Linked DNA regions of Mus musculus: regions 2 and 3 are each linked to region 1. The links are chromatin loops, found by intact Hi-C in ENCODE. Cell type or tissue: left cerebral cortex. All regions are shown on one strand. Each heading gives the region's core, and the rest is flanking DNA. Links, peaks and the distances in the headings are about the cores only. Region 1 holds the start of Upf2 (UPF2 regulator of nonsense transcripts homolog (yeast)). Region 2 holds the start of Cdc123 (cell division cycle 123). Region 3 holds the start of Sec61a2 (Sec61, alpha subunit 2 (S. cerevisiae)).

Region 1 (10,531 bases), core at 867-8,866:
CAAAGTAACATCTATATATAGGTGAGTCTTTCATTAAACAGGAGACAATGGATTGGCTCATTCTACAGCCTTCATGGGAAAATAGATTATTGTGTCTGCAGTGTGGGACTTCCCAGAAGAAACACATGCTAGAAATGATAACTCTGTCTTTATCTCCAGCAACTGACACAGAAAGTGAAAACATGAAATATTCTCTTGGAGAGAGCTTTTCACCCCAGGATATTTCTCAACACAACATCACCGAGTGATGAACACAACCATTTTGCACTGGCATTTTAAAATACTTAGAAGCAGTGGTGGTAACATGTTGCTAGAATCAAATTAAAATAATACAGTTTAAAATTCTAACTTAATTCTAAAATAAAGCACCCAAATCCTAACGTCACAGTGACTTGGCCTCTCTCTTGAGCCACTTTATTCTCTGCTCCCCATATGGAAGATCAGAGGTTCATGCACCACGGCCAGCCAAGATGACGAGTGTTGTAAAAATCTCACTTATAATGCACTTTGTAAAGAGATATTCTTTTCAAGACTGCGAAGAGAGTGTTTGGCTCTCAGAAGCTGCCTGAGGAGAGGGTCTTGGCAAGGTGGTAATGAGCAGGCTGTGGAGGAATTCACAAAGACTGAAAAGGAGCAGAAGCAGAGTCTACTGATCTAGTGAAGCCAAGCCCAGTGGCGCACACCGTTAATCCCAGCACTTGGAAGGCAGAGGCAGGCCGATCTCTGAGTTCAAAACAAGCTTGGTCTATAAAGTGAGTTCCAGGACAGCCAGGGCTACAGTAGAGAAACTGACTTTACAGGGGCATTTCATGGTTGGGAGCTTCGTTACAGCCAGTGAAGCAGAAACAGTTATGGGCCACCAGGGGGTCAAATATCTGATGATCTGTGCATACTCGTCTTTATTGTATGTGTGTGGGTGTGTATTGCCTGCATGCAGTACACGTGAGGCCACACTGGATCCTCTGGAACTCAGCTACAGTGTGGATGTGTAAGACTCCGGGGAGCCTTGGCTTACCAGGGTCCCCCTGAGTGAACCACTTGGAGCCAGCATCGATGCAAGAAGCAAGAGGACTTTATTGTTCCAGTGCACAGGGGTCATCTCAGACTCGAAGGAGAAGCGACGACCCACATCACCCAGTTGGCAAGTTTTTATATGGTTTCCAGAGGCAGAATAGAGCATCAGCAACTAGGCACAATATGATTGGCAGAACAGTGCACCTTTTAAACTGATTGGTCTTTAGGGGGTGACAAGGATTTCCCTTGTCTGAAGGTGGGCAACAGTCTGTCCGGTGGAATGAGTCCCCACCCTCAGGTCAGTTCCGCCCTGTTGTCTGAGAAATGTTAACTAGCCTCTCCCTTTCGGAGGAGCAAGTGTTTCATGACCTTCCCAAAGTTCCTGAGCTGACCTTTTCAGATGCTGGGAATCAAACCAAGGTCCTCCATAAGAGCAGCCAGTGACTGTTCTCAACCCCTGAGCCATCTTTCCAGCCCCTGTCATGCTCATTAAAGAGTGAACTCTCTATAGTTCTACAGGATACTCTAAGACAGACTACAGCCAGGGCTTGTTAAGGTTACCTCTGTTAGATCTTGGCCAAGGTAGCAGGTACTGTGCTCTGAGCCCCAAGGAGGCACAACACCCTTTCTCATAGGCTAGAATGGCTCACTGCAGCCAACTGTGTGGAGAGCCTTTTTGGGCTGCCGCTTGCCAGGAGTCTGACATTGGCCAGGAAATGGACTTCAGGCAGGAATCTGACATTGGCCTTGACAAGGAAGTAAGCTCAGGTAAGAATCTAGTTTTAGGGGGCTGGAGAGATGGCTCAGCGGTTAAGAGCACTGACTGCTCTTCCAGAGGTCCTGAGTTCAATTCCCGGCAACCACATGGTGGCTCACAACCATCTGTAATTGGATCCAATGCTTTCTTCTGGTGTGTCTGAAACAGTGACAGTGTACTCATATACAATAAATTAATCTTAAAAAAAAAAAGAATCGAGTTTTAGGGTAGAACAAAGAAGTTGGCTTAGATATCTTGAGCATCCTTAGAAACAGCGATCACCAAAGTGACCATGGGGCTTTGTGTTTATTGTCTTGCTTGTTCCTTGACTATTGTCCTTTCAGTTCTTTATTGTACTGCTCGCCCTTAATACTTGCATGGAATTAAAATGGTACAAAAAGCTGATTGGGAAAATTAAATTTGCCTTCAGTCTCAGAATTGACTGGGGTCATGCAGCAGCGTTGTCTTGTTGTCTCTTTCTTTTTAATCCTCGTACTCCTGTGCTGGAGAACCCTTGGAATGACTGAGTGGGCTTGGTCACAACTGTCTAGGAATAGAGCTATAGAATCTACTCACTGTATTAAGTGATCAAAGATTCCAGCTTTCTAGCAGATGTGATAGTCCATGCCTGTAGTCCCAGGGAAAGATCAGTAGTTCAGGATGATCTTTGGGTGCATAGTAAGTATACACAGAAACACCGACACTAAGATGAAGTGGAGGAGAGTGGAAGCCTCTGCATCTGAGCCCATCTCAGGGATGCCCTAGGCTTGAAGGACCTCTTGCCTGTGTTTTTTTTCTGCTGCTTCTCACCATAAAATTTTCCCAAATATGTCTTGTTTTTTTCTCCAGCTCCAACTTAATCTTCAACTCCTCTAAGAGAGACTTATCTTTTAAAATAGTAACCTGCCATGTGCTAGGCCAAAATGGTGCCTGAAAACTCACTCAATGATGAGCACCTCTCATCATTGTATTCTTCATTCTCTCCCTTCCCCTCCCTGGAACATCTCTTCCTTTGCCCTTCAAGACACCAACACTCTTGCAGGCTTTCCCTTTTCTCCTTTAGACCCCATTTACAGACCTAACTTTTATGCTTAGAAGGTTCTCTGGGATTAGTCCTGAGCCATCTGCTTCTTGATATTTTCTTTGGCAATTGTACCTATTCTTATGGTTGTAAGAATGGTTCCTTATGTAACTACAGTTTAACTTAGGATTTTTGACTTTATGATAGTACAAAAGTAAACTTACATTCAGTAAAAACTCAGTTTGAATTTTTTTTTTTTTTTTTTTGCCTTGTGATAGCAAAATTGGCCTGCATGGCCCTAGTTAGCTACGTTAAGTGCTCATGAGAGATAATAACTAATACTCTAAGCACACTGTACTGCAGAGCTAGGTTGTTTAGTAGGTTAGGTGGCTGAAATAGTTTCAGTTTGGGTTGAATTTAAAACAGGTGTAAAGAAGATGCAAGACTGTTCTAAATGGAGCAGCACCTGTAATGTTTAAGTCAATGATTAAATTTTCATCTCGGGCAGAGTTCCTTCCCATGTCTCATCTGCTCACTTCATTGTATCTAGCTGGATAACACAGGCTTAGTGTTTAGTGTACTAAACATATTATGAGTTAGTGCTGGGGAGCAAACCCAGGGTTGTTTGCATGCTCAGCAAATGCTCTACCATTGAGCTGATCCTTAGCGCCTCCTCTTGTTTGTTCCCTGTGATGACAAGAGTTCCTAAGAACACCTGGGGTGTTCTTAGACAGGGGTTGACTTGTTTAGGATGAGAACTTGTTCATCAATACAGGGATAGATCTCTTTTTTCTTCCTTTTTTAAAAGTTAAAAGAAAACTGTGTGGGTGTGTGTATGTATACATGTGCACTGCAGACACCAGTAGAGGGTACCAGAGCGCCTGGGTCTAGAGTTATACAGTTGGTTGGTTGTGAGCTACCATGTGGGTGCTAGGAACTGAACCCAGCTATCTGCAACAGCAGCAGGTAATTTTAACTCTTGGGCCGTCTCTCCAGCCCCCAGTTTTTCTCAGTTTTTAAGTGGGGTCCTGAGTTAGAGCCCAGGGCTTCATGCAAGATAAGGCAATGCTGTAAACTACATTCTAGATCCAGGAAATAAATACTTTCTTGTTCTGAGATAGGATTTTGCTGTGTGCTAGGATGGCCTCTAATTTGTAGCAATCCTCTTGTGCTGAATTACAGATGTGAACCACCACACCACCAGATCTGGAGCAGGGTAAGACAGACAAAATAAGAAAAGGAGACCTGCGACTTGGAAGTGGTCCTCAGTTGTGTGTTATAGAAAAAGCTTCTCGGGCTGTAGAGATGGCTCAGTGGTTAAGAGCACTGACTGCTCTTCCAGAGGTCCTGAGTTCAAATCCCAGCAACCACATGGTGGCTCACAACCATCCGTAATGAGATCTGACACCCTCTTCTGGTGCATCTGAAGACAGCTACAGTGTACTTAGGTATAATAATAAATAAATATTAAAAAATAAAAAAAGCCGGGCGTGGTGGCGCACGCCTTTAATCCCAGTACTCCGGAGGCAGAGGCAGGCGGATTTCTGAGTTTGAGGCCAGCCTGGTCTACAAAGTGAGTTCCAGGATAGCCAGGGCTACACAGAGAAACTCTGTCTCGAAAAACAAAAAACAAAAAGCTTCTCATAATTACTTATCAATGGCATAGAGTGGCAGCATTCACCTCTCCCTCCTTCGGTGCCCTTTACGTGATTGACCTATTGGTTGTTTTGAACAAGAAAAAATTAACCCAGGAGGTGCACAATTTGAAAGAGAATTTACTTGCTAATAATGAAGTGGGCAGGGAGAAAGCAAATGGGCAAAGGCTGAATAAAAAGGGGGCAAAGACATCTCAAGCACTAAGGTTGGTAGCAGATCATTGTACGGGCTTGAACACTGATGAATCCAGACTTGTTTTGCACCTTTGTTCCTTTGGCTATGGGCCAACCAGAGCAGAACCATATGTACATCTAAGCAGACCACAATCTGAACACGAATCGGAGGTCAGAAGCACATTATATCCACTTGGGAAAACAGGTTGAGCAGCTGATAATGCACTTCACAGTCAATTTGGTTCAAGTTCGTAACCCCATCCCTTTAAAAACGGGGCGATTTCATTCCACTGTGAAAGTTATAATACTTACAATAGAGGGCTTTCTATATTTTCCAAATGGGAAAAGCCTTGATTGCTCTCTATTTTAGCTGTTTTTCATGTCCAACACCTTAAACCGGTTCTGGAAATTCCCCCACCAGTCTACTCTACCTCTACCTTCCTCAACAGCCATGTTCTTTAGCTTTTCGATTTTTTAAACCTTCAACCTTTCGGTATTAGTCCAATCAAAGTTTGCCTTCTTGAACCCGTTCCTCACGTTCGCATCAGGCAACCTTCGGAGAACTAAGTTACCAACCTTGACCTCGACAGCGCCCCGTAATTCTACTATCCCACCACTCTTCTATGCCTCCTTAGAGTTCCGCCCCGTCTCATTCTCGCTCCCCCCACCCCCGCCCCCAGCCGTGAATCGCTTGCGCCTGCGCATCTCCAATTCAGGCGCTTTCCCTTTCCTGACGACCAATCCACTTCCCGCCTCCGGTCCTTGGAACACTCCTCCCCTCTGCTGGGGCCCTGATTGGAGGTGCTGGAAGCGGTTGTCCTATTCATTGCCTGTACATAAAAATTTACAGATAGGAGAATTTCAACGAATATCTGAAGGAGAAGCACATCCTCGAGATTAGGTATAGATTGATCACTTCTTAACCCAGACGAGGGATTGAACACATAGCGAGGGACCGGAGACGAAGGTCCATTTGGACTAGGCAGTCGTGCGGGCAGCCTTTTCCTTTTCCCTCTGCGCTCCGCCCCGCCCCCCTAGCAGCCCGGCCGCGTTGGTGAGTGGCGGGCGGGCGGGCCGACGGGCGGAGGGAGGAGGGGAGCGGAGGGAAGGCGGGCCCTCGTCTGCGAGAGCGGCGGGGGGAGGGGAGGGGAGCCCGAGCGCTGGAGTTGGTGCTGGGAAACCCGGGGCTAATGTTGACAACAGGCACTAGGTGAGTTCCGGGGATCCTCCTTCCCCCTCCACTCCGACGATAGGGACGAGCTGGTGCGGAGGGCTACCGGTCCGGACTCCTGCTCCCCGAGGGACCCGAGAGGCGACTCCGCACTCCAGCTCTCCGGGGGCGGCGAGCAGTGGAGGGACGAGCGGATCGGACGTCGTCCTCCTCAGACCCCTCTCCCGGAGGCTCCGGTCAATGTGGGGGGGATGTCTCGGCCCGGCCGAGGCCGGCGTGAGGGGCGATAGAAGAGGTGTCTGCCCCGCATGCCTGGGCCCAGCGTCGGGGCTGGAGGCGGAGGAGCCTGCCGTGGAGGGGGAAGGTGTTCGGGGGCGTGGAAGAGTGCGAGGAGAGGCTTGGGGCGAGCTCGGCGGTCCGGAGGGAAGCGTGGACGAGGGAGCGGGGAAGATGTGGAGTAGGCAGTCGAGCTGGAGAGGCTGCAGTCTGAGGGAGTGTGGGATGAGAAGTTAGGCTTGGGGCTTAGATGTCCCCACGGAATAGGAGTTGTGGACGGGAAGTGTGTCAATGGTGGGACCCTGAGACCCAGCGGGGGTTTGTGGGAGATTTGTGGGTGATGCGTGTGCAGGGGAAGAGGCTTGGAGCGGACCTGCGGATGGGGGGCAACGGGGCTGTTCGGGTTTACTTCCTTTTAATCAGGTAGGATGGTTGACTGTTCGACTCGAACTCAAGGCTTTCATTACTTCCCTTACAAGCAAGTACTGTTGAACTAAAGAGAAGCCTAGCAGAGGCTGCTTACAGGTTTGGGGGTACGCATGGAAGCGAATAGCCTTGCTCTTAGAAAACCTTAAATGTACCGATTGACACATTAGATGAAAATAAGACTGTTACTGACCCTTCTCATTTGTCATAGTTTTTAGGGGTTCATAAAAGTCGTACAGATCGTCAGGAAAGCCACTTTTGAGCTGTGGTGAAATCTCTGAAAAAATTTGAATAAGTCTCGTACATATATAAGGATTTTGTAAAAGAATAAACTCAGAAACCGGAAGATATCTCTGTGCTGTTCTACCTTTAGAACATTTTGAGTTCAAAACACAGACTTGAAAGGTAAACCAGCATTCTCTTACTCTGTAGTGTTTTCAGAGCAGTCTGATTGTGATTTCATACATAGACCATATGGTACTTAGCAAACTTATAGCTGTATTAGGGGACACCTCCGTTCTCTGTCCTCTCTCCAGGACACTGCATTAGAGTCTGTCTTACTAGTAAAACAGTTTTTACTTTCTTTTGGAAGTTTAGAATGTACTTAGAAAGGCAACTAAAATAATACAGACCAAGTGCCGGGAGCGGTATTTTGGGAGCTAGAAAGGTGGTTTTCAATCATACTTTCCTTTTAAGGGCTGTCTGAGTACTTAGCAGAGTAGTTTGTAAAAGTTGATTCTATTTCAATTTCAAGACCACTAATTTTTATATTCACTTCTTTAATATAATATTACATGGGAAATTTGGAGACACTCTAGGTGAATTATTTAGCTGTTATTAAATAAGAATCTAGTGCTTTTATTAGATTTAATTTATTGAATTTAAATTGACAGATTACAAGTGTATTGTCATTGGATTTGTGTTTCTTTTCTCTTCTCTTCTCTTCTCTTCTCTTCTCTTCTCTTCTCTTCTTTCTTTCTTTGTTTTTTGAGACAGGGTTTCTCTGTCTAGCCCTGGCTGTCCTGGAACTCACTCTGTAGACCAGGCTGGCCTCGAACTCAGAAATCCGCCTGCCTCTGCCTCCCAAGTGCCGGGATTAAAGGCATGCGCTACCACTGCCCAGTTTTGTGTTTGTTTGCTAGTGTACTTGGTTTACACAGTCCTGTGAGTGTGAACATAGTGGAAACGAGCCCTGGGTAGCTACGGAAGCACTTGGGTAGTGTTGGGCAGCTTGTATTGTCTAACACTCAGCGTAACCCTGAAGCTTGGAGGGTAGAGCCCCATAGTCTGTTTAATCCTAAAGATCACTCATCTAGTAATGGCCTTTTCAGCGTCAGGCCTGAAAGAGAGCTGTCATTTAGTGTCTTTCTTTCTTTCTTTTTTTCCTTTTGTTTTGTTTTTCGAGACAGGGTTTCTCTGTGTAGTCCTGGCTGTCCTGGAACTCACTCTGTACACCAGGCTGGCCTCGAACTCAGAAATCCTCCTGTCTCTGCCTACCAAGTGCTGGGATTAAAGGTGTGTGCCATCACTACCCAGCATTTAGTGTCTCTCTTTATGGTGGCTACTGTGCTATAGGTTAGTAATTCTTTAAGATGGGCAGCAACAGCTTCATTTTATTGGCAAATAATTAAAATAAACAGAAGTTAAGTTGCCTGATTTCCATAGCTAGTAAGATACAAAGCTGGGACGCAGACTTAAGGCTGACTTGAACACCTGTTCTGTTTGCTCAAGTGGTATTCCTGCCTGGACTTTAGTTATAAGTTTGTTAGCTGAAATTTGGTTCTGATACCAAGACTTGCAGATCTTTTTGGGAATCTGTTTTACCATCTTCAGAAACAGGATTTGTCTTAATTTGTCACTGACTGTTACTGTTTATTAGTGTGGTAGTTATTTACATAAACTAAAAAGTGAATATTGGTGAGTCGTGAAAGTTTGGGACCCTGATGAGCTTATAAATGATGATCATTCATGGATTTGTCAGATAAAGAGTGAGTTGATTCTATGGAAGAATTTTAGTTTTGTAAGGAACACTTTAGTTATAAATTCTGATGTCATTTTTGTTGTCTGAGAATTGTATGTTCTTATAATCTTGAAATATCTTGTTACTTCAAATCACAAAATTCAAATTCCATAAATTTTTGTTGCATATAATGATTAATACCCTTAAATAAGATTGTGCTGTTACCTTAAACATTACATTGTCTCCGTACGTTCAGCCAGAGTGTGCCAGTAAGTTAACGTTATGTTGCAAGTGCTTAGCCATTATCAGAGCTTCCCGCTGAGATTCATAATTCTATGATTTGTCATAGTCGGGTGTCTGTGATCAAGTCTTCCATCACATAGTTTGGTACTCTGAGGGTTCTTAACTTGGCTGAAGACTGTGAATTCACATTCCAGTTCTATCATCAGCTGTGGGGACCCTGGTCAAGTTACTTGGTTAAGTCTCACTTTACTCATTTATAAATAGGGAAAATAATACCCTCCTCATAAAAATTTTAGGATTACATGAGATAATGTACATAAAATGTTTAGTATGGCTCCTGTGACTAGATACTGGTATTATACTGTTTGAAGGTTTGTTTTAGAGAGTGGTATTTTCACATTAAAGGTGGACATATACTGGAGAAAAAGAAGGTAAATAAGAAGGGAGGCTGAAGGAAGGTAAAGGCTGACAACTAGGCTGTCTGTGTACCTTCAGAATTCTCCTGGTCTAGGCTGTCTTTCTGATAATATTTAACTCTAAAGTAATAAATTCCTTATTTATTTATACTTTATTTATTATTGCAAAGGCTTTAGCTATTAACCTGGGATTTCTTGCTATAAATTTAAATGCCATACTTGAAAATATTTAAGAATACTTGTATATCCTTAACTTTTACTAAGACACCAAGAAGTTTAAATACTTTTATACTTTGTAAATAATATTGTGAATTTTCTTGTATGTAACTTGCAGATAATTTAGAAGTTAAAACGTAAAAGTAGTGCCCCAAAAAATTGTGTGAGATAACTAGCTCTAGGGTAGAGAAATATATTTTCTGAGAAGTTACTACATTTTAGTGAGATATACAGGTTTTTTCTTTCAGTATCTGTAGTTTCCAGTTAAGGATGTGTTTGTTTAGCGCTGTCCAAATAGCACTTTCTGTGATGGTGGAAATGTTTGGTATCTGCACTGCCTTGCTTGGAAGCCACTGGTCGTGGGAAGTTGAACACTTGAAATATGGTGGTCCTGAGCAGCTGAGTTACAGGTTTTATTTAAGCTGCATTCATGGATAAGTGGCTTAGTGCAGCAGTTTCTCAGCCAGTGGTGCTTCTGTTCCTCAGAAGCATCTATTGCTGTCTGGAGTAATCTGTTGTCATTGACTACACAGGAAGCACAGACGTGCTTAGCTGCTGCAGGTATATAGGACAGCCTTTTGATTCCACAAAGAATGAATTATCTCGTAGGCTGGTAAACATGTGGGCAAAAAGCCCGAGTTTCATTTCTAGCACTGCTAAACAAACAAAAACACCCCAGAAAACACCAGACTTACTCAAAATGATAATAGTGCTGAGGTTTGGAAACTCGTGGCCTACTGGCCACCCTACTGACTGATACAGAACAGAACATACAGGTCTTATTAATCATTATGTTTATAAATATTGTCTTGTACTAATGAGATTGAAGGCCTGCTCTAATTTGAGAGAGTACATTTTTTTATTTTAAAAGTTTGTTAAGAGCCAGGTGGTGGTGGTGCACGTCTTTGATCCCAGCACTTGGGAGGCAGAGGCAGGCGGATTTCTGAGTTTGAGGTCAGCCTGGTCTACAGAGTGAGTTCCAGGACAGCTAGGGCTACACGGAAAAACCCTGTCTCGAAAAACCAAAAAAAATTTTAAAAAGTGATAAGATTATAGTAATGGGGTAAAATTTATGACTCTTCTATTTTCTGTTCATTAATTAGTAGGAAGCAAGAGTTTTTGCTTTGTAACTATTCTCTTGTGTAAATACATTTCATGAATATTGCATAAAATAGTAAACCAGACTCTCTGTCTCTTACCTC
Region 2 (10,531 bases), core at 1,035-9,034, 100 kb before region 1:
AAGATGTACAGCGGGGTGACTGTCCATCCAGCCACTGACGAGAGTGAGCGTGAAGCTTTAAGTCTCGGCAGAGGGCTGAATGAAAACTAGAGGGACTTCCGGGGCAGCTGCTGAAGCGCAGAGGGACTGTGATGAGTCATCTGTGAAGAACAAAACGTTGACGAAGGTGGTGTGGTGCTGCTTGCCTGGAAGCCTCAGCGCTCAGAACAACGACAAGGTGTCCCAAGGCTGGAGGCCAACCTGGAAGACACAGCAAACTTCAGGCCAGTATGGGAGGGTGCCAGAACTCTGTCTCAAAAGATAAACAAGGGGCCAAGGAGGTAGCTCAGGGGTAAAAGTACTTGTCGTGCAACCATGAGGACCAAAGCATGAATCTCTAGGACGTGCCTACGTGTTGATTCTGAGATAGACTCCCACTATGAAGTTCAAGCTAGCCTGGAATTTGCTGTGTAGACTAGGCTGGCCTTGAACTCCCAGAGATCCATCTGCCTCTGCCCCCATAGTGAAGAGGACGGTGCGTCCAGGCTAACACAGCGCCCTCTTCACTATGCGAACATGCTGAGATGTAACCAGTACTGCTTCTTTATGATTATAAAGCATGGTTTTCTGGCCTAGAAAGGACGCCATCGAAGAGAACTCTTTTTAAAAAGCGTAAGAAGGATGCTAAGCGTTGCTCTCCACAACTGATGGTCCCTGGGTCGTGGGGAGGTGGGAGGGGACTCAGTTCTATTTAACTGATGGTCCCTGGGTCGTGGGGAGGTGGGAGGGGAGGACTCAGTTCTATTTAACTGATGGTTCCTGGGTTGTGGGGAGGTGGGAGGGGGGACTCAGTTCTATTTAACTGATGGTTCCTGGGTCGTGTGGAGGTGGGAGGGGAGGACTCAGTTCTATTTAACTGATGGTTCCTGGGTCGTGGGGAGGTGGGAGGGGGGACTCAGTTCTATTTAAGGGGTTCCAGTGCTTACCTAGATAGCACAACCTGGACGTTTTTTCTTGAGGGAGGTCACAGGGGTGGGGAGGCTGACACAGAAGAGAACCAATATAAACATTAGGTTGGAAAGAGAAGAGAGCTGTTTTCTCAATACTTTACCTTCCTGAGACCACCAGAGTCCCATCATCAAGTAGATAGTCTTTCACATTCTGAGGAAGCGGGAGGATGACACTGGGGAAAAAATACAGCAAAAAGGCATCATTTAGAAGGACCAGCCATAGCGGGGAGAAAAGCCTCCCAACGGCCATTTTATAGTCACTGTAAAGATAAAAAAGCATTTACATTATTTTAATTTTAACATGGAACAGAGAAGTACAACCAGGAACCATATACTATGAGTACACAATGCAGCTTACACCACAATAGTTCTTAGATTAAATAAGAAAGCAAAAGACTGTTGGGCAGTGGTGGCGCACGCCTTTAGTCCTAGCACTTGGGAAGCAGAGGCAGGCATATTTCTGAGTGAGTTCCAGGACAGCCAGGACTATACAGAGAAACCCTGTCTTGAAGGAGAAGGAGAGGAGGACGAGGAGGAGGAAGAGAAGGAGAAGGAGGGAGGAGGGAGAGAAGGAGAAAGAGAAGGAGAAGAAGAAGGAGAAGAAGGAGGAAGAAAGAAGAAGAAAGAAAAAAGAAAGAAAGAAGAAGAAAGGAGGAAGGAAGAAAGAAAGAAAGAAAGAAAGAAAGAAAGAAAGAAAGAAAAAATAAAAGACTAGCCAAATCCAGACAACCAGACAGAAATCAGAGTGGCGAGAATAAGTGTGTGAATGAGTGTCTGCGGAATGCTCACTTCTCAATGGGACAGCTACATCAACCTCACACCAAGGCTCAGGAAACATTGCTAACCAGTGGGTAGAGGCCAGAGGACGGACAATGTGAGCTGTTGTCTTCTAGACCTGATGTGGCGGGGCACTCACCTGCTCTGGTTACCGGCTAAAGATCAGGCCAGGTAGAGTTCCAGGACAAACAGGGAGAAACTTTCAACCCTACTCCTAGCTGATAGCTACTGACAATTGCCTGCTGTGGGAAGCAGAGTCATTTTTCTTTGGTGCTGAGGACACTAGAAGATTTCCCAGGCTCAGTGGATGCCCCCCCACACACACACACAGACACACAGGCATCACTAAGTTGGGAGGTGGACCCTGTTACTTAGACCTGAGAGAAGTGGAAGGGGGTAACAGGGAGTAAACAGGGTCAAAATACATTGTATGCATATATAGAATTCTGGAAGAACAAAGAAAAATTATTTTCTAAAATGAATTTGCATAATCAGCTCTGAACCAAAAGTCATAAAAATAAAATACTAATGCTACAGCAGTAGCCAGAATGTATATCTTGAGCACTGAAACAAACAACTGAAGCAGGCTGCCATATGACTCCACATGATTTGTCTGGAATGTAGGAGGGCTGTCCTGCACAGAATAAATGCTTTCATGGGGGATAGGTAAGATGGCTTAGCAGTGGGTAAAGGTACCAGCCATCAAATCTGACAGCTTGAGGTTCAATCCCCAGGACTCATGTGGTAGAGGAGAAAACAAACTCCTGCAAGTTATCCTGTAACTTCCATATGCCCAATATGGACACATGGGCACGTGTGTACACATATGTAGTCACAGACTTGTCTAGGGATGCCAGAAAATCCCAGTTATTGGTTGACTTCCTTCTCGTTACCATCCTCATATCCACCTATATGTGGCATACATTTTAAGTGTACTAAAATAATTCACTTTGGGGCTGGTGAGATGGCTCAGTGGGTAAGAGCACCCGACTGCTCTTCCGAAGGTCCAGAGTTCGAATCCCAGCAACCACATGGTGGCTCACAACCATCCGTAACAAGATCTGACTCCCTCTTCTGGTGTGTCTGAAGACAGCTACAGTGTACTTACATATAATAATAAAATAAATAAAATTAAAAAAAAAAAAATTCACTTTAATGAGGCTTTATTAAATCCAAAAGGTAACAGGCAACATTTTTCATGTGTTTACTATGTGCTACAAAAGAGTGGCAACATTTTAAGTATTTTTTTTCTTTTGCAATTCTCATGACAATCCTATTATGTTTCTAAGTTTTCAAATGTGGTTTAGAGAGATTAAGTAATTTGCTGAAGATGCTGATAGAACCAGAATTCAAAGCCAGACAGAGGGTTCTGACTCTACAATCTAATTCTTGGGGGCAGGATTTTGTTTTTTGTGGTTTTGTTTTGTTTTGTTTTTGGATGCACCAATTCACCGTGGGCATTCTGCAAACCTGGACAGATTCCTTGTTCCAGGCCAGAGAACTAGAGAATAGGATCCCACCTTCTCAGCCAGGCGGTGGTGGCTCACGCCTTTAATCCCAGCACTTGGGAGGCAGAGGCAGGTGGATTTCTGAGTTCGAGGCCAGCCTGGTCTACAAAGTGAGTTCCAGGACAGCAAGGGCTACACAGAGAAACCCTGTCTCAAAAATCAAAAAAAAAAAAAAAAAAAAAAAAAAAACCCAAAACCAAAAACCAAACGATCCCACTTTCTCTCCAGATGGGTTGCTTCTTCTCAGAACACTGGATCGTCAGTAGCAATGCAACCTATACACACTACCAAACTGGAGCTTCATCCAGACTTGGAGGTACCGTCTGTATCACTGTTCTCATTGTACAATGATGGAACGCAACTCTCACCAGAGGGGGTTGTCGGTCAGCAGCAGGCAAAGTCTCCAGTTTTGTTTTGTTTATTGCCTTGCGCTTCTGACAATTCCCAAAGTATCTATTTCAATCTACCCTACCGAGGACCCCCACCGCCTCCCTACCTCCCTCGACTCGCTCTTTGATTCCGAACAGGACGCACGGCAAACACTGATCTACTTGTTAATCTTGCTCCGTCAAAGCCAATAGAAAATCCGCAGCTCGACACAGTCGCTCCCACTGAGTAGAAGGCCTGCGGATTTTGTTTAGTTTTCTGAAGGGATGGGATTTACCCAAACCCCCCGGTTTGACTCCGGGATAGGTTACCTCTTGATGGTAAGGCTTCGGAAAAGTGGGTACCACGCGGAGAACTGACAGTGACTAACATGCTCCTTCTTCATTCTCCAGCTGCCGCGTCAATAGCCGCCTTTCCCTCTCCCGCCAGCCCTCTCCCGGAACCCTGCGCAGCACTTCCGGAAGTGCCGACCGAGCCGTCTTAAAGAAAGGACTCTTCCGGTCCGTAAAAGTCCGCTGGCGCTAGACTCTAGAGCCATGGTAGACTGTATGCTTAGCGTGCCCACACAGACGCGCAAGACACACAGAGATCTGAGTCCGCAGAGAAGAGGCACGAAAGCGTAGATTTTTAGGAAGCTTACATCTCCGCTTTCGTCTGTATGCACCTCGACCCGGAAGGTAATCATCTGAAGCTAGCTGAGCTTCTACGGGTGCCTGGAGGAGGACGTGTGCACATCCTCCTTGCACCACGAGAGGCGCCGGTGTCTCTAGCGGTGGCGCCTGATTCTACGGAGACTGCAGCTTCTGCCTGATCCTTTTTCCTTTCCTCCTCAATCCCTTCCACATCCCACAGTTTAGTGTAGGTAAGTGGGCGCGAGCCAACCTCGGTACTAAGTGTCCTTGGAGAGGGGAAGGGAAAAAAGGGCGCGAGCACAACCGATGGTGCCCAGAGTACAGCCCGCCGCGCGCGCGTGTCTCCGCGTCTGCGCCTGAGCGCGAGACGAGAACCCGGGATCCAGGCGGACCAGCCTGGGCTACGAGAGGAACCTGGGAACAGCACAGTAAATGTTGGAACACATCAGTTGAGGCATCTACAAGAAGGATGGCCCCTTCTCATTCCGGAAAGTAGATTTTAGAGACACAGGGAAGAAGTCCCGCATGCACGATTCTGGGGAGGAGGGTGGTATTTTACGATCCTGAAGATGAAAGAAGCGATGTTCGTCTGAGAAATCAAGAAAAAGGGGAAAGTTGTGTCTTTTAAGCTTAAAGTTTAGTCCAATTCCGAAAAAGTTACCAGTGTGGAAAAAGCACATATTTTTATCAATGTCTCTGCAATGATGAAATCGTAAAAGGTTGGAAGAGTTTGTATACGACAACTTGTGATATCATTTTTCTCCCTACTCCTTTTTCCATCTATCATCCTACAAAGTTCAGTTTCTTTTTAAAAAAAAAAAAAAAAAAGGAAAAAAATCACCAGCTGCAAGAGACAGGCCTTTCAAACCCTCTGGTGCTTCCTGTAATGTAGAAGCCTTGGGCATGTTCCAAGCACGTATTTGTCCAGAAGCACCACATTTCTGATACTCACCCTCACAGAAAAATAAATTGCATTTTCCACAGCGCATCTAAGCAGTTTAAATTAGAGAGAGAGGAAAAACCCCAGCCACTGTTGACCTCTTTAGAAAGGTATTTGTTAGAACTGATGAACAGAATCCTCTGTATTTTGAATTAGAATTCGTGCTCGCGCGTGCACACACACACAGGAGAGGTATACATTGTTTGAAATGTTACAGGTAAAGTGGTTGGAAGCATTGCTTAAAGAATACCTTCCAAAATCAAGATCAATGGTTTATAATGTTGCAGTGTATAATGATGTGTTGTGGATAGCAGAGCTTCTTATTTAAGAATGGTGGTATCCAGAATTAATCAATCCTGGGTTTTGTTGCTTGTTTGTTGTTTTGATACATAGTCTCTCTCTACATACTCCTGTCTGGCCTGGAACTCTTTGGTTCTCAATGTGTGGGTCACGACCCTCTCACAGGTCCTATATCAGATGCTCTATAGACCAGATATTCACATGACAATTCATGACACCAAATTACAGTTGCAAAGTTGCAACGAAATGATTTTATAGTTGGGGGAGGGGGTCACCACAACATGAGGAACTGTATTAAAGGATGGACACTTTAAGAAGGTTGAGGACCACTGCTCTGCATAGACCAAGCTGGCCTCAAACTCATAAAGATCCACTTGCCTCAGTCTCTTCAGTGCTAGGATCAAGGTCTGGCTAGTCCTCTGTGATGTGAGGAAAAGCAGCAATAATCCATATCTTCCCTTTTCATTTTCTGGAGAATGGTGCTGCTTCTCAGAGACAGAGAGCATATGTGAGAGGCCACAAAAACTTGTTTTATTTGACCTACCGAGTTGCAGGGGGAGGGGGAATGTGAGCAGAGGTTGGGAATGCATTTGGGTAAAGTACTTTTTGTTGTAGATAGGAATGTTATCCATCTGGGTGGAGCAGTACTGCCCAGCAAACCTTTGGGCATAGAAACTGAAGCAGTTATTTGTAGAGAACCTGCTAAGTTTGTAAACTTTAGGAAGAGGGCAGGGAAGGAAATGGAGCGGTCTTGTATATTCTGTCTTTTCAGTATCTGTTTTTACTGCTGCAGTAGGTACTGCTACAGACTCAGCCAACTTTCAATAAATTGACACCACAAACAAAGGATCTTCAAGTGTTTGGAACAGTAGAGCTCATTTCTTACTATGTTTTAACCACCATGTTTGTCTTCATGTAGCCTTGCTGGGGTTTTTGTATTTTTCAGTTTTCATCCATGACAGTCTTTAAATACAATGGTGGAAAAAAATCATATTATCAAATATTTAAAAACTTTAATTTACTATTAGTGTGTGCCAGTGCAGGTGGGTATGTACCACAAGTATATGGATATCAAAGGACAACTTTTCAGTTTGAGGGACTGAGTTCTTCCTATGTAGGACCCTGGGATTTCATGGAGGACTCAAGCTTGCTCTCAGGCACGTTGACCTGCTGAGCTATCCCACCAGCCCCTTGGGACTTTTTTTTTTTAATGTCAGTACTCAAATGGTTACAGCCAGGGTGACCTACTGAATAATTCCAAAATGGAAAACAAAAACAACAACAACAAAAACACATTTTCTTTCTTGAACTCATAACATGACTTTTAGATTAATATTTCCAGTGTTACAAACTCAGTAAGTCCAAATACAAACCCTGACTCAGATCTTTCTTCTAATGTTCTAGTCTTCTTTAAAATCTTATTGGCATCACCCTGTATTTCCCCTAAACGCAGTTTTAGAACAAATACTAAACTCTAGCTATTGTTTGTTACTGCTGACACCCTGCTGCACATTCTCATTATCTCTCGCCTAAAACTATTACAAGAAGTTCCTTACAGACTCATTACTTTGTGGCTGTAATCAATTAACCTTCCCAAGGGTCATTACAGTCAGTTCCCTCTTGCTCACCTAGAATTAAGTGGTGTAATAATAAACTGCCATAAATGATTTTTTTTATAAGTCACTGAGTAGTATAATCTCAATAAATGTCAGTTCCCTCCTTTAGCACTTACTAGTGGCCCCTGTCAAGAGAAAGAACACATCGAGAACTTGAGTGGCTTTCTGCTCTTACCAATGTGAGTACAAGGATTCTTCTTTAGTCTAACAGTAGTTTTCAATGAAGGAAAGGGCACTGAAATCCATTTGATGTGGGTCCCAAAATTTTACCATGTATAGTATAAAAGAGTGATTGTTTTCTGGTTTGTTTAAAGTTAACTTTTAAAGTTTTAATATTTTTATATTATATAAATATTATAATATAAATACATTTATAACCAAAATTATTTAATATTTTTATACTAATATTTTATTCTTTGTTCTTTATTAAATAACTTTTCTTTCTTTTGTTTTGAAGTTAATTCTTTGACAGTTTTATACTTGTGCATACTGGTTACATGCTGGTTACTCTTTCTTCTAACCCTCCCTTATCTCCTTCCCAGCCTTATCAACACCCCCTTCTCCCTATCAGTTCCTTTCCCAGATTCATGACTTTCAGTTTTGTTATGTGACCATTTGGTTTAGTCAGAGGCATCTATGTGACCATTGGACTGGGATTATCAATTGGAGCTTGGTGGTGGCATGGGAGGTCACTTAACTGATGATAGTAATCCCCTTTTTCCGTGTGTGTGTCAGGGTCTCCTTACTTGTCCGGCTCTTGAGCAATCATTGAATAATCAGTAGTTTGGGGAGTTCTTGACTGCAGTGGCTGTTCTTAAGATGGCATTTTGCAGCCCCTCTTCTGTCTGCCGGCCTTTCCCATCTTTTCTCACAACCTTCCACAGTGCTTGCACAGCTTTGACAGGGATGATATAGATGTCCTGTTTGAGGTAGAGCACTCTGCCACAACTCTCAACACTGAATGCAGTCACAAAACTCTAACTTCATCTCAACTCACTGGAAAGAGACTCTTGGTTAATCGGAGATTGGTAATTGTTTATGGATATAAATATGTGCATTTAAGACCCATGTTCTCCTTCACTATGCACCGGTTTCTGTACCAATATGGATTCCCTTCTGTGGAGAGTAGGTCCCAAATCCAATAAAAGAATGGTTGGTTGCCCCATGACAGTTGTACCACTGTTGGTGTCAGATCCAGGGCTCACAGCTGGGTAAGGCTGGCGGTGACTAGTCTTCTCCTGGCAGCCTGCAGGGCACAGTCTGGCATTATAAAAGACAGCAAAGAGCTATCCAGCTCAGGTCCAGCTTCATTTCTCTACGCCATGCAGCTAAGATGTGTGGTAACGTCAGCAATAAGGTCTTACCTAGTGGGCAACCAAGAGCAGCTGCAAGAACCTGTATTTTTCTGTGGCCTCCTAAGGCTCCCTGACTAGCAGACAACTCATAGAAGGTTGTCCTGCTCCTGACATGCAGATTTTGCTTGATAACTCCTTTCAAGGAGGAGGTTTGGGTTGTGTTGTTGTTTTGGTTTTGTTGTTGTTTTGTTTGTTTGTTTGTTTCTGTTTTGCCTTGCCTATCCAACTTTTTTCTTTTAAAGAAAAAACTATAGTTGGAAGAATATAAGTTTCTATGTGGCTTTTGGGGGGGTTGTGGGGAGGTGCTGACCTTCCCCTCTTAGAAAATATTAGTCCATGCATATGAGAGTGCAAACACACATACACTGCATGTGAGTGGCAGTCAGAGTATAAACTCAGATGGCAGTCCTGCCTTATACCTTATTTGCGGTAGGGTATCTCTTGTTTGCATATTAGAGGGTAGCTGTCCTACAAGATTCTTGGGGATGCTCCTATCTTGGCCTCACAATATTAGCCTTAGGAGTGCAGCCATTACAGAGATGAGCCACCGTAGCCTGCCTTTACTCGGGTCCAAAGGATGTGAACTCAGGTCATCAGACTTGCTTGGCAAGCACTTTTACACAACTAGCGATGGGGTTTTTATGGCCCAGGCTGGCCGCAAGCTCACGTTAGCTGAGGATGATTTTGAACTTCATTCAGTCTTCTCCACTCGACTTCCTAAGCGCTGGGTTGGCAGACATGCATGGCCACACCCAGTTTATGTAGTGCTGGGACTTGGACACATAGTTTTGTAGATGCTGATGAGCACTTTATCAACTGAGCCATACACCTAGCCCCTTCAGATGGTGTCTGTCTGTCTTTGTTCTCTCCCTTCCTTCTTTCCTTCCCTCTTTCCTTTCTTTTTGTTTTTCAAGACAGCTCCATCTGTCTAGACCTCTCTCTATAGACCAGAATGGCCTCAAACTCACAAGAGATCTGCCTGTCTCTCCCTCCAGAGTGCTGGATTAAAAGCGTGTGCCACCACGTTTTTCTTTTGTAAGACAAGATCTCACTGTCTAGACCTGTCTAGCACTGAGCTCCCGAATCCTCCGGTTTCTGCCTCCTGAATGCTGGAATTAAAGGCATGTATTATCAGGTATGGTATCACAGACCTTTAGTCCCAGCACTTGGGAGGTAGAAGCAGGCAGGTGTATTAGTTCAAGGCCAGGTAGGGCTACAAAGAGAGACACTATCTACAAAAAGAGAACAAAGACATGTTACCATACCCAGTGATATCTTACTTTTAAAAAACAAATCATACTAAATTATTTCTTCAAATTCTTTCTTTATTTATTTGTTGTGTTGTTGTTGTTGTTGTACCTTTCTAGGACTAGTTTAGTTGGAAAGCGCTTGCCATTCAAGACAGCTGAGTTTGATCCCCAGCACCCAAGTAAAAAGCCAAGGATGTTGGTCCAACTTGTAACGCAGTGCTGGGGGTAGAGGCAGGAGGTTCTCTGGCATATGATGGGCAGTCAGCCTAAGCTAATAGTTAAGCCCAGGTCCCAGTGACAGACCTTGTCTCTGAGAGCAGCTTCTGAGAACACTCAAGGTTGACTTCTGGCATCCCCACACATTGTACATATGCATGAATGTGTGCCATAGCCACACACGGGCTTGTATACATTCCACACAAAGACTTACATGGCCCTACTCAGTTTCTTTCAAAGAGCCTTGGTCTCTCTGTCGATTATAGAGCTGTCCCTACTGCCTTTCCATCAGTCAGGGCTTTGCTGGTGGTTTAAACGTCTATGTCTTTTTTTCCTTTTTCTTTGAACTGTAGTCACACCATATTATCCCCGCTGGTCTCAAAGTGTCAGCCTCCCAAATCGCTAGGACTGTAGGCATGCGCCGTCCATCATACTTGGCAAAGTTCTACTTCTGAAACACCATGAGCATTGAGCAAGACCGCTGGCATTACTCAGATCTTATCAAGAGAATGAGCGCAGTGAGCATGTTCTCTCGGTTAGGCTTTGTCTCACTTTCCATTT
Region 3 (10,531 bases), core at 1-8,000, 55 kb before region 1:
CTGGGGCACACACCTAATAACCTAGCTTGTTGCAGTTAAAATAAACAGCCAAGCATCTCCAACATAAGTCTTTCCTTTTCAAAACAAAAGGTATTATTTGTAAGTTTTCTGAGTTCTTAGTATATTCTAGATATGAATCCTCATGTCAGATGTACAGCTAGTGAAGATTTCCTCTCGCCTTTTCCTTTGCTGTGCAGAAATTTTTAATTTCATGAAATTCTGTTTGTCAACTGTTGGCAGTAACTTCTGAGAGACTGCAGCCCCATCCAGAAAGTGTCTACATACACCTGTCTCTAAAGGTGCTCTCTCCTCTTTCTTTCTCACAGTTCAGGGTTCCCTTGCTACACTGAGGTTTGGTCTATTGGGTGCTGATTACATTGGAGAGATTTAAGTACAGCTTTACTAGTTAAATCTGTATCTCCAACGTGCTCCTACGGGCTGCCACAAAAAGGATAATCAAATATAGACGTGTTTCATGTACACTGTGGAAGGGTAGAGGAAACTGAAAAGGAGGTAAAATAAAGTAGGATCCAATGATCCAGGAGTTTCAGGCAGAGAGGGGACTTCATGAAATACTGAACAATTTTACACAGGAATCCTGGGACATTTCATAAACTATGAAAAGTTATACTTTAGGATGTCTAAGGTATAACTGAGTAGCCATCTCTACCATCTCAAGTCATTAAAAATTAAAAGTACTTCTAAATAAAACAGTAAGTCTGACAAAAGTCTTATCAATCTCTATGTTTCAATTTGTTATTAATTCCCTAAGAACTAAAAGTACAGAAGAGGATAGTCTGGTAACTGGAAAATTTAAAATTAATATTATTTCTGAAAATTTAAGTATCTTACTTCCAGATATGCTCAGTGACTGAAGAACAATGTGATTTAGTTATTCTACCTTCAAAACACATTCCTTCTATTTCTTTCCAAACAAGAAATCAAAATAAGGGAGGTATATACTTACACATTTGCAAAATTTATTATGTAGAACAGTTGGTGCTAATTAGAACTTATCCCACTAGCTAGCCATGTGCACAATCCTACCCTAACTATAAAGCATCAACATGGCCAGGAGTATACTCTATCGCATCAACATGGCATCAACATGGCCAGGAGCATACTCTATCGAAACAAACACTTGGGCAGGAAACAGTATAACTTACAACACTATCTTTGACAGACTGAGAATCATGCCTAGTCTTTATCTCCCTCCCACCATCCCTGTCCTTCCTCCTCTCCCTCCTCCCCTCCCCAGACCCACAGGGAAAGAGAAAAGAATCAATTCCCAAAAGTTGCCTTCTGACTGTCACATGTATACCATAGCACAGTGCTGCACAGGCACAAACACATATATATATTAGAATAATAAATGTAATTTAAAAATTAAAAACAGGCCAGGCAATGGTGGTATACCCCTTTAATCCCAGCACTGGGGAGGCAGAGGCAGGTGGATCTCTGTGAGTTCAAGGCCAGCCTGGTCTACAGAGAGATCTCCAGAACAGCCAGGGCTGTTACACAGAGAAACCCTGTCTCGAAGACAACAAAACAAAACATAAAGCAGATTTATACTTGTTTGCAAGATAAGGAGGTAATGGTTTTTCCACTTACAGCCAGAAATTGTTGGGTTAAGTAAGTCAACCTTGGTGGTTTGGCAAAGTCAGTCACTCTGTTACCTGCTAGATTAACAAATAGTATACTTACTTTCCTTTCAGGCTTCTGAATTTCTGGTAGAACTGCACAGAAAGGTTTAATAACTTCTAAAAACTTGACTGTAAAAAAAAAATTTAGAGTTTAAAAATGTATCTCTGAATAATTCCAAAAACAATTTTTGTAACAGCAGTTTATCACATCCACCCAAATTAAACAATCATGATGTTCTCAAGTTCAAGTGAGTAGGTCTATAGAAGATCAAAGCTCCCAGATAGCTGTGGAGCACAGGGAAACAGCCCTGCACCGTGACTTCTTTGCTTCTTCAGGTTTAAACCCAACCCTTTTATATATGCACAACAGAAAATAATCAGATCATCACTGTATAAGATAAGCAGACATAGCTTATTACAGTACTTAGCTAATGTAGTAATTAACAAATGGTACAACAGCGGAGGGAACTTTCTGCAGGAATAGTATAGTAGGTTATGAGCTTAAACTGGAGTACTGACTCAAACAGCTTAAAGACTGCAACAAAAAAGCCAAAAAACAAAAAAGCTAGGATCACCTCCTACAGACAACCTTTTAACCTCCACATTCCCCGCTCCATTTCAGTTAGCTGCATTTCAAGGTTGTAATTCTCTAAGTAGCCATATCAAGGTACTTGCTTACACACAAGAATTGCTCAGAGAATGTCAACTACATTTCATTAAAAAGTACTCCTTTCCCAGGCTACTTCTGCAGTAAATGAAAGACAAACCAAGGTTTAGGGATAGACACTGCCTCCTACTCCGGCAGGACTCCAAAAAGGTAGAAGTAACTGATTTTGGTGATAATTTATAATTGTCATGTTTGTTATAGAAGTACATTTGGACTATTTAGAAAGTAAATCTAGGGCTGGTGAGATGGCTCAGCGGGTAAGAGCACCCGACTGCTCTTCCGAAGGTCAGGAGTTCAAATCCCAGCAACCACATGGTGGCTCACAACCATCCGTAACGAGATCTGACTCCCTCTTCTGGAGTGTCTGAAGACAGCTACAGTGTACTTACATATAATAAATAAATAAATCTTTAAAAAAAAAAAAAAAAAAAAAAAAGTAAATCTAAATTCTGAAAACATTTACCTGCAATTAAAAAAACAACAACTATGGGTCACAACACTGGGAAACTGTCTAGAATCGCCTCCCTTCCCCATCTCAGCCCAGGCTACTCTCCGAGATTTATTGCTAGTTTATGAATTACTGTACTGGCGTTCAGGATCAAAAAACGCTGTTGCGTGCCGCCATGTACTGCCTCTCCCCGTGTTGCACAATTCCATTTTTATTCACAATTCAAGGCCAAGGGTCTCTTATTTCCTTTCCAATTTTCCCCAAATGTCTACTGTTAGCCAATGGAGTGCATCGCAACGTTATCCCTTTATACACAAACATGTGAACTGCTAGGTAAAGTATCTGTGTGAAAATACATGAGGGTGAGTGATTGGGCAGGGCCCTGGAAGGATCTTATAATGCGAGGCCTCGTCCATACCTTGCGCACCAACTTACAGTTTTCAATGAACACTACAGAATGACTGGGAAGAATTAATCTAGGAAAATGCTGAGCTACTGATCACACGCCTTTCCTCCCCTAAAACGCATGCTACGAATCACATTTTTAAAAAAGGGAGACTTGGTGGGGGAGGTTATGGGGGACTTTTTGGGATAGCATTGGAAATGTAAATGAGGAAAATACCTAATAAAAAATATTTTTTTAAAAAAAGGGAGACTTATTCGTCGCAACACACCAAGGAAGCGTGATTCAAGAATAATAATTTAAAAATTAATGAGTTTCCTGAGATTCAGAAAAAGCCCAAGTGGTCCAAGCCGTGGAGTGTGCTAACTACCCCCCGCCCCCAGCCAATGGCCTCCCCGCGCCATCCTCGCTCCTCGCCTCCTAAGGGGAGCAAACCGGGACTTCTGAGTTCCCGTGACCCGCCGGGCAAGGCCTCGCTGACCCGAGGCGCCTTGGCGGGTCCCCAGCTCGCTCTGCCCGTGGCGACCCCAACGAGGCCTGCGCATCCCCCGCACCCAAGACCACCCCAAGGAGTAAGCGACTCCACTGCCCACAGCCCGAAAGGACCCGCGGCCTTCGAGGTTCGCGCTCCAGCCACCACACTCACTGCCCATGGCGGCGGCTCAGCACACCCGGCGGGCACCCGCGGCCTCGCAGCTGCCTCCGCTCCGTTCCTCACGACTCTGGCCTAGGCGGCGGAGGCTGGGGACACGCTCTGGCCGTCCCCGCACAAGCTCCGCCCACAGAGTCATGTGACATGCGCTCTAGGCTCCTCCCAGACCTAGCCTGGCCGTTGGCGGACGTCCACCGCGTTGCTATGGTCACCGTTGGCGCGGCGGCGGGGGCGGGACTGGATGGCAAGAGGCGGGGCGGCCTGCCGTGGTGGGCGGTTCTTAGTTGCTCTACTCCAGGACAAGGGTTTTCCTTTTCAAAGCTGTTTTCTAGATAAGGTTTCCTGGTCCAGGTACCCCAAGGCCTAGAGCTGAGCTACCTGAGCCAGACTTTTCTTTCCGCCCCATCTTAACTGTAACTTCTTAGACATTTGTGAAAACTGGTAATACACTGCAGACAATAGTACTTTCCAGTACTTCCCCATCTTCAAAATAGACATCAAGGCATCAAGAGGTATAAACTCTTTTATCTGTCTCTCTTTTTCAGAAAGAAACCTTTTTAGGCCGGGCGGTGGTGGCGCACGCCTTTAATCCCAGCACTCGGGAGGCAGAGGCAGGTGGATTTCTGAGTTCGAGGCCAGCCTGGTCTACAGAGTGAGTTCCAGGACAGCCAGGGATACACAGAGAAACCCTGTCTCGAACCCGCCCCCCCAAAAAAAACCCAGTAAAACTTCCAAGGTAATATAGGTAAATTAGAGAAGTTAATTTCAGACTATTTTTCCCAAATAGGAAATATATGGAAAACATAAGAAATTTGAGTAAAATGGTTCTTTCAAGGTGGTAATTTTTATTTTGCTAAGAATAATGTGATATATGGGGGGTGGGTATGGGGGACCTTTGGGATAGCATTGAAAATGTAAACAAGGAAAATACCTAATTAAAAAAAAAGAATAATGTGTCATTTTAAGCAAAATTCATTATTTTTAATATTTCAACTTACTAATTACATAACTGAAGCTCTAGTTCTCACTGAACATTAAACATGCATAATTATGGACAGCAGATAAGAAAAACTAACATTTTTAAGAGGAAAGAAAATACAGTAGTGTTTCATATGAAATAATTCAAATGTCCCTTTCTGCAACACAATTCAGAATGTGGCTGATATAAAGGTAGAAAGGCAGAAGACATTTTCATAGCTCTGTCAGGGAAAACTGTAACAAGAAATAATAAACTTGTGAGAGGCAGCATAGGAAGAAATTTAGAAAGAGCAAGACAAAAACATTTTTAAATATATTAAATTCCATCTTAGAGTTTTAATATCTTTTAATTTAAGAAACCAAAAGATAAGAGAATAAAGGTACATTATGGTTTTTTTAAACTTAAATATACACTATTATTCTTATTAAACTTGCCTTTGAAACTTTACAGATTTATATAAGTAGTAATGAAGTGACAAGATTCATAAGGCTCGGCAAAAGAAAGAAGGACTGAAGGATGCAGAAAGGAAAGGGAGGGAAAGGGTTAAAGAGATGGCACAATGATGGAGCCAGTAAGTACAAAGTACTGCAACTAATACCCAGCTGCAGACAGGAGGGGACATGTCGTAGAAAGAAAGAGGGCAAATACTAGAAAGATGCTAAATAACTGCAGCATTATTCTAAAATGCAAATAATAGTCTGGCATGGTGGTACACACCTTAAATCCCAGCACTCAGAAGGCAGAGACAGAGAGACCTCTGAGTTCAAGACCAGCCTGCTCTACACAGAGAGTTCTAGGCCAGCCAGAACTATCTCAAAAATCAAAATAAAAAAAGAAGTACATTATGAATCTATTACTATAGCCAGGACTGCCTACACATCAATGATGTAAAACATGGCGCATTGCTGGTAAAATTGGAAAGGCAATGGATGTATTCCAGCCCTTCCTATGTCCCCATAACCTTTTTAAAAAACTGTCGTAAAGTCAGAATGGTACACAGTAGATGCTCCTGAGAACCAACTCAAGGGACGTCACATAGCTACCATTTAGTTTGCGGCCAACACTAGATTCAACCTCTATGGAACCCCACGTACCTGGTTTGGGAATGTGGCTAAAACTTAATGAAATTTATAGCCCAAATATACATCATATTTGTACCTGCAGCTTTGAGAGACAAAAGTGATTAACCTGGCACTTAAATCCCTCTACCCAACACCAAAGTTAATTTAAAAATCAGAAAATATCATAGCAGCTGGGCAGTGGTAGCGCACGTCTTTAATCCCAGCACTCGGGAGGCAGAGGCAGGGGGATCTCTGAGTTCAAGGCCAGCCTGGTCTACAGAGTGAGTTCCAGGACAGCCAGCCAGGACTACATAGAGAAACCCTGTCTCGAAAAAAATCAAAAACAAACAAACAAAAAAGGAAATGTCATAGCAATATAATGGGGAAAGGGGAAATTAATAGAAAAAAAAAACCGAAGTCCACCTTAATACAGTTAATACCTCATAACTTAACATTTATTAGGGGCCAAGGCTGGAGCTCATTTGGTAGAGAGCTTGTCTACCATTCTTTTTTTGTTGTTGTTGTTTTTGGTTTTTCAAGACAGGGTTCCTCTATATAGCCCTGGCTATCCTGGAACTTACTCTGTAGACCAGGCTGGCCTCGAACTCAGAAATCCGCCTGCCTCTGCCTCCCGAGTGCTGGGATTAAAGGCTGTGCCACCGCCCGGCTGGTCGACCATTCTTGATGGATGCTCATTACCAGCGTTAACTGGGCATGGTCGCACAAGTCTGCAGTTCCAGCCCTCGGGAGGTAGAGGTAAGAAGATGAGAAGTTCAAGGTGATCCTTAGTTATACAGTGATTGTGAGGCCAGCCTGGACTACAGGAGACTGCATGGGTACAGCGTTAGACGACCATACAATCAGCAGTTAGTATTTAACAGCATTTACTTTTAAGGATAATGGATCAAACCTGAAAGAACATGAATCCAGAATGGTCTAGTTTTAGTGGTATCTGTTGGAACCTTTTGTAGAGCGGTTCTAAGATGACATTTAAAACGAAAATATTGCTGACCTTAAAAGGGAGGAAAGATATGGAAAGTTATGTGTATTGAACCAATTAAGAGGTAGTGTTGGGGCTGCCTATACACAGCCCCACGTTCTGGTCAAAGACCGTTCTCTGCTCATTTACAGGCAGTTACAGTGGAATCTGAACCCGACTGCCTAATGACCCCCTCTTCCAGTTCACTCACATCGAACGAAAGCATAACAAACACTATTGTCCTGCAAAGCGTGAAACCTACTGTCTGTTTCATGTACTTATAAAATCAGTTCCCCTGTGTAGTCCATGTACTCCAGATTCAGTTGTTCAAATCAGTCCAGAACTTCAGGGGAACGCAGACTTCCACGCTAAGCTAGGGGGAGGGGAGGGAATGGAGGAGCGCACTTTCTTCTGTTGCTTAGCACTTTACTGAGTGAAGGTCTTGGAGAGAATGTCTTCGTGCTGCTGCTGGTGCACTGTGCCAATTCCTACCGCAGGTGCTGGCAAAGGGGGTCGGCTTACAAGACGGAGCTGTCATTGGAGCAAAGAAGAAATCAAGTGACATTTGAGTACATCAGAGCTCTGCTCTGTTCCATTAAGAAGGTACACATCACATATTCCCTATTACCTTGTTCAAGTGAAGAAGAAATAATAACAGAACAGATTAGGAGGAATAATCTACCACCTGAATTCCAGGCATGATAAGGTGAAAAAACCCTATAATTTGGTCTCCTTAACTAGACATATTTACATGTGAAAATGATTTGAGCCTATCGAACTCATACTAAACGAACAACATTCTGATGCACGTGGAATAAAATGATGCAGAGGTACCACTGTTCTTGCTAATTTTCCTTTCCTGAGGAAAATAAAGACATAAAGGAGTCTAAGAGCATTGTACAGGCATATAGACTGACAGAACTGTACACACGTCTGGAATCAGTGTTAACTGGGTGTTCCTGGTACCAGGGTGAAAAACAAACCAAAAATATTCATCAGCATCTTTCTCTAGCACTTGTGCCAAACAGCATGAAGAAGTAGTAGGGAGCATGGTAACATGCAAGGTTCATGGGGTTGTTTTCTTTGCTTTGTTTTTTGGAATGCAAACATGTTTTAGCATAATATTATAGGTGGAAGATCCTCGGTCCAAAATCTGACATACTCCCAAATCTGGAGCTTTGAAATTATCATTTCAGTCCCTAAAAGGTGTTAAGTGTTGAAGCTTTTCATAGTTTGATTTTTTTTTTTTTTTTTGGATCCTCAGACAAGAAAGTCCACACAAATATTCCAAAATCTAAAACACAGCTCCACAAACTCAACGTTTTCCTCCAAAGGAATAAACTAAAACTGTATCTTTTTATTCTCTCTTCCTCTTGCATGTCATCAGGTTCTGCTACGTGGCCTGAGCTGGTCTCCAACTCATAACCTCGAGGGAACCCAACCATCCAGTATAGGTATGCACCATCCTGGTTAGCCGAAAGTAGACTTTATTTCACTGTATCTTTAAAGAAATGAGCAAGCTAGCAAAGAAATCTGTATGTTGTTACTCCAAGAGAAACAACAGAGAGAGAGAAAGAGAGAGAGAGAGAGAGAGCATGAGTGAGTATAGATATAAGAGTAAGCACTCACCCTGCAAGCCAGTTGTTTTTCAAACCTTGGAGAAACAAAAGACCATGGACCCATGTTCTGCGGCTCCTCCTGACTCCAGATGACATCTGCAAAAAGAAGAAGTTGACTTCAACTTTCAATCAACCAAAAGACTGATTGTTGCTAATGTGTGGGACTGGGGAGAGTCCTGACTCCAGACAATCAAGATGAGGAGACCTGGGGATTGAAAGACTTCTTCTTTGCATCATAATTGTTTAACTCATATAAACTCATATATCAAGAATCTTTAGAGGAACAGCTGGGTGGATGGTTAAGAGATAAATTTCCAACTTCTGTTACATATATGCTTTTCCAACATGTTAGCATTTTTAGAATTTTTATTATGTGTGGTATGCATGTCTGTATAAATGGATGCCATGTGTGCAGGTGTCCAAGGAGGCCAGAAGAGGGCACTGCATCCCTTAGAGCTATTGCATCCCTTAGCGCTGCAGTTAGAGGTGCTTGTGAGACACCCAATGAAGATACTGGAAAGCACTCAACTCCTGTGCCATCTCTCTAAACCCCTATTGTGTTCTCGCTCGCTCGCTCACTCGCTCTCCCCTCCCCTCCCCTTTTTTTCTGGCAAGTACCTAGTTGTGTGTTCACAACAACAATCACAATGCAAGATTTCTTTGAAGCCCCACAGCTCCTCGTGCTGATTGTAGTCAGGACCCTTCCCAGGCACACACATTAGCAACAGTCAGTCTTTTCTCTATCTGCACAGTTTCACCTTTACCAAAATGCCTTATAGATGGAGTCAGACAGTTTTGGTTACCAAAATACATTTGCAATTTGTCCAAGTTGTGGACAGCATCCGCTCATTCCTGGGCTCAGTGCTAGCCTGCTTGCTTTTAGCATCCTTGAGGCCCTGGAGATTGATACCATGCAGTATCTCCTTCCTATTTTATTGACAAGTATGCTATTCCACATGCTCTTGCTACAGGGAACTGTGTTTATTCATTCCCTAGGTGAGGAACAGATTGACTGTTCCCAGCTTGAGACAATTACAAATAAAGTTGCTTTTTAAAAAATAAAGGGCTGGACAGTGGTGGCGCAAGCCTTTAGTCCCAGCACTTGGGAGGCAGAGGCAGGCGGATTTCTGAGTTCAAGGCCAGCCTGATCTACAGAGTGAGTTCCAGGACAGCTAGGGCTACACAGGGAAACCCTGTCTCGAAAAAAACCAAAACCATAAATAAGTAAATAAAGCTGCTAAAAGCACTCGGATGAAGATTTTTCCGTGAACTTATCATTCTCATGGTAAACCAGCAATAGGAATTCTGGGTTACATGGTAACTTGAGTTTTTTGTTTTCTGGTTTTTTTTCTGTTTTTTGGGTTTTTTTTTCCCTTGGTTTTTCGAGACAGGGTTTCTCTGTATAGCCCTGGCTGTCCTGGAACTCACTCTGTAGACCAGGCTGGCCTCGAACTCAGAAATCTGCCTCCCAAGTGCTGGGATCAAAGGCGTGTGCCACCACTGCCTGGCTGAAAGAAACCATCTTGCAGAGTTGTTGCAATCATTTGCAACCCAGCAGCAGTGAGTGAGGTTGCTTTGAATCCTCACGAGCACTTGCTGTTTGTTTCTTTGTTTGTTTGGGGGAATTATTTTTGTTTTATATTTTATGTTTTGTTTTTTTTGTTTTTTTGAGACAGAGTTTCTCTGTATAGCCCTGGCTGTCCTGGAGCTCACTTTGTAGACCAGGCTGGCCTCGAACTCAGAAATCCGCCTGCCTCTGCCTCCCGAGTGCTGGGATTAAAGGCGTGCGCCACCACGTCCGGCTGTTTTATATTTTAAATATATTTTTGTGTGTGGGTGTTTTACTTACATGTGTATCTATCTATTCAGCACACATGTGCCCAAAAGAGGGCGTCAGATCCCTTGAAACCACAGTTTCAGATAGTTATTAACAGGTGCTGGGGACTGAGCTGGATGCTTAAAAAGAGCAGTCACTACACATAGCCACTGAGCCATCCCTCCAGCCCCTGCAATAATTTTTACAACTCAAGTTTTTCGTGCTAAGTCCAATTTTTGATGACATAGCTAAAACCTTTTCATC

What was found. Peaks named below come from ENCODE experiments on the same cell type or tissue, not always from the same donor. Only the 100,000 strongest peaks of a DNase experiment are listed, where the experiment ranks them.
Region 2: a loop joins it to region 1, with 5 times the contacts of the local background. A loop is called at or near these places in 4 of 42 quality-filtered maps.
Region 3: it touches region 1 in a loop (4-fold over the local background); 10 of 42 quality-filtered maps call a loop at or near these places.

What each region holds. Positions count from the first base shown.
Region 1 is chr2:5,945,723-5,956,253 of GRCm38, forward strand. Upf2 (UPF2 regulator of nonsense transcripts homolog (yeast)) reads left to right here and starts at 5,747. Exons shown (of 22, transcript NM_001081132.1): 1 at 5,747-5,831. In left cerebral cortex, for the core only: a CTCF peak has its summit at 5,188; DNase peaks (open chromatin) are centred at 4,740, 5,408, 5,648 and 6,161; H3K4me3 peaks cover 2,611 bases; H3K27ac peaks cover 1,668 bases.
Region 2 is chr2:5,840,863-5,851,393 of GRCm38, forward strand. It overlaps Cdc123 (cell division cycle 123), which reads right to left and starts at 4,315. Exons shown (of 13, transcript NM_133837.5): 1 at 3,973-4,315; 2 at 1,091-1,162. The coding sequence starts at 4,046. Nudt5 (nudix (nucleoside diphosphate linked moiety X)-type motif 5) reads left to right here and starts at 4,172. Exons shown (of 10, transcript NM_016918.3): 1 at 4,172-4,523. In left cerebral cortex, for the core only: a CTCF peak has its summit at 4,407; a DNase peak (open chromatin) is centred at 4,315; H3K4me3 peaks cover 2,324 bases; H3K27ac peaks cover 1,403 bases.
Region 3 is chr2:5,891,450-5,901,980 of GRCm38, forward strand. Sec61a2 (Sec61, alpha subunit 2 (S. cerevisiae)) reads right to left here and starts at 3,983. Exons shown (of 12, transcript NM_021305.4): 1 at 3,808-3,983; 2 at 1,705-1,772. The coding sequence starts at 3,814. Dhtkd1 (dehydrogenase E1 and transketolase domain containing 1) reads right to left here. Exons shown (of 17, transcript NM_001081131.2): 16 at 8,462-8,547; 17 at 6,611-7,363. The coding sequence ends at 7,259. It overlaps Gm13267 (predicted gene 13267), which reads left to right and starts at 4,015. Exons shown (of 3, transcript NR_166420.1): 1 at 4,015-4,325; 2 at 7,330-7,435; 3 at 8,220-9,122. In left cerebral cortex, for the core only: a CTCF peak has its summit at 3,844; DNase peaks (open chromatin) are centred at 3,218 and 4,001; H3K4me3 peaks cover 1,873 bases; H3K27ac peaks cover 945 bases.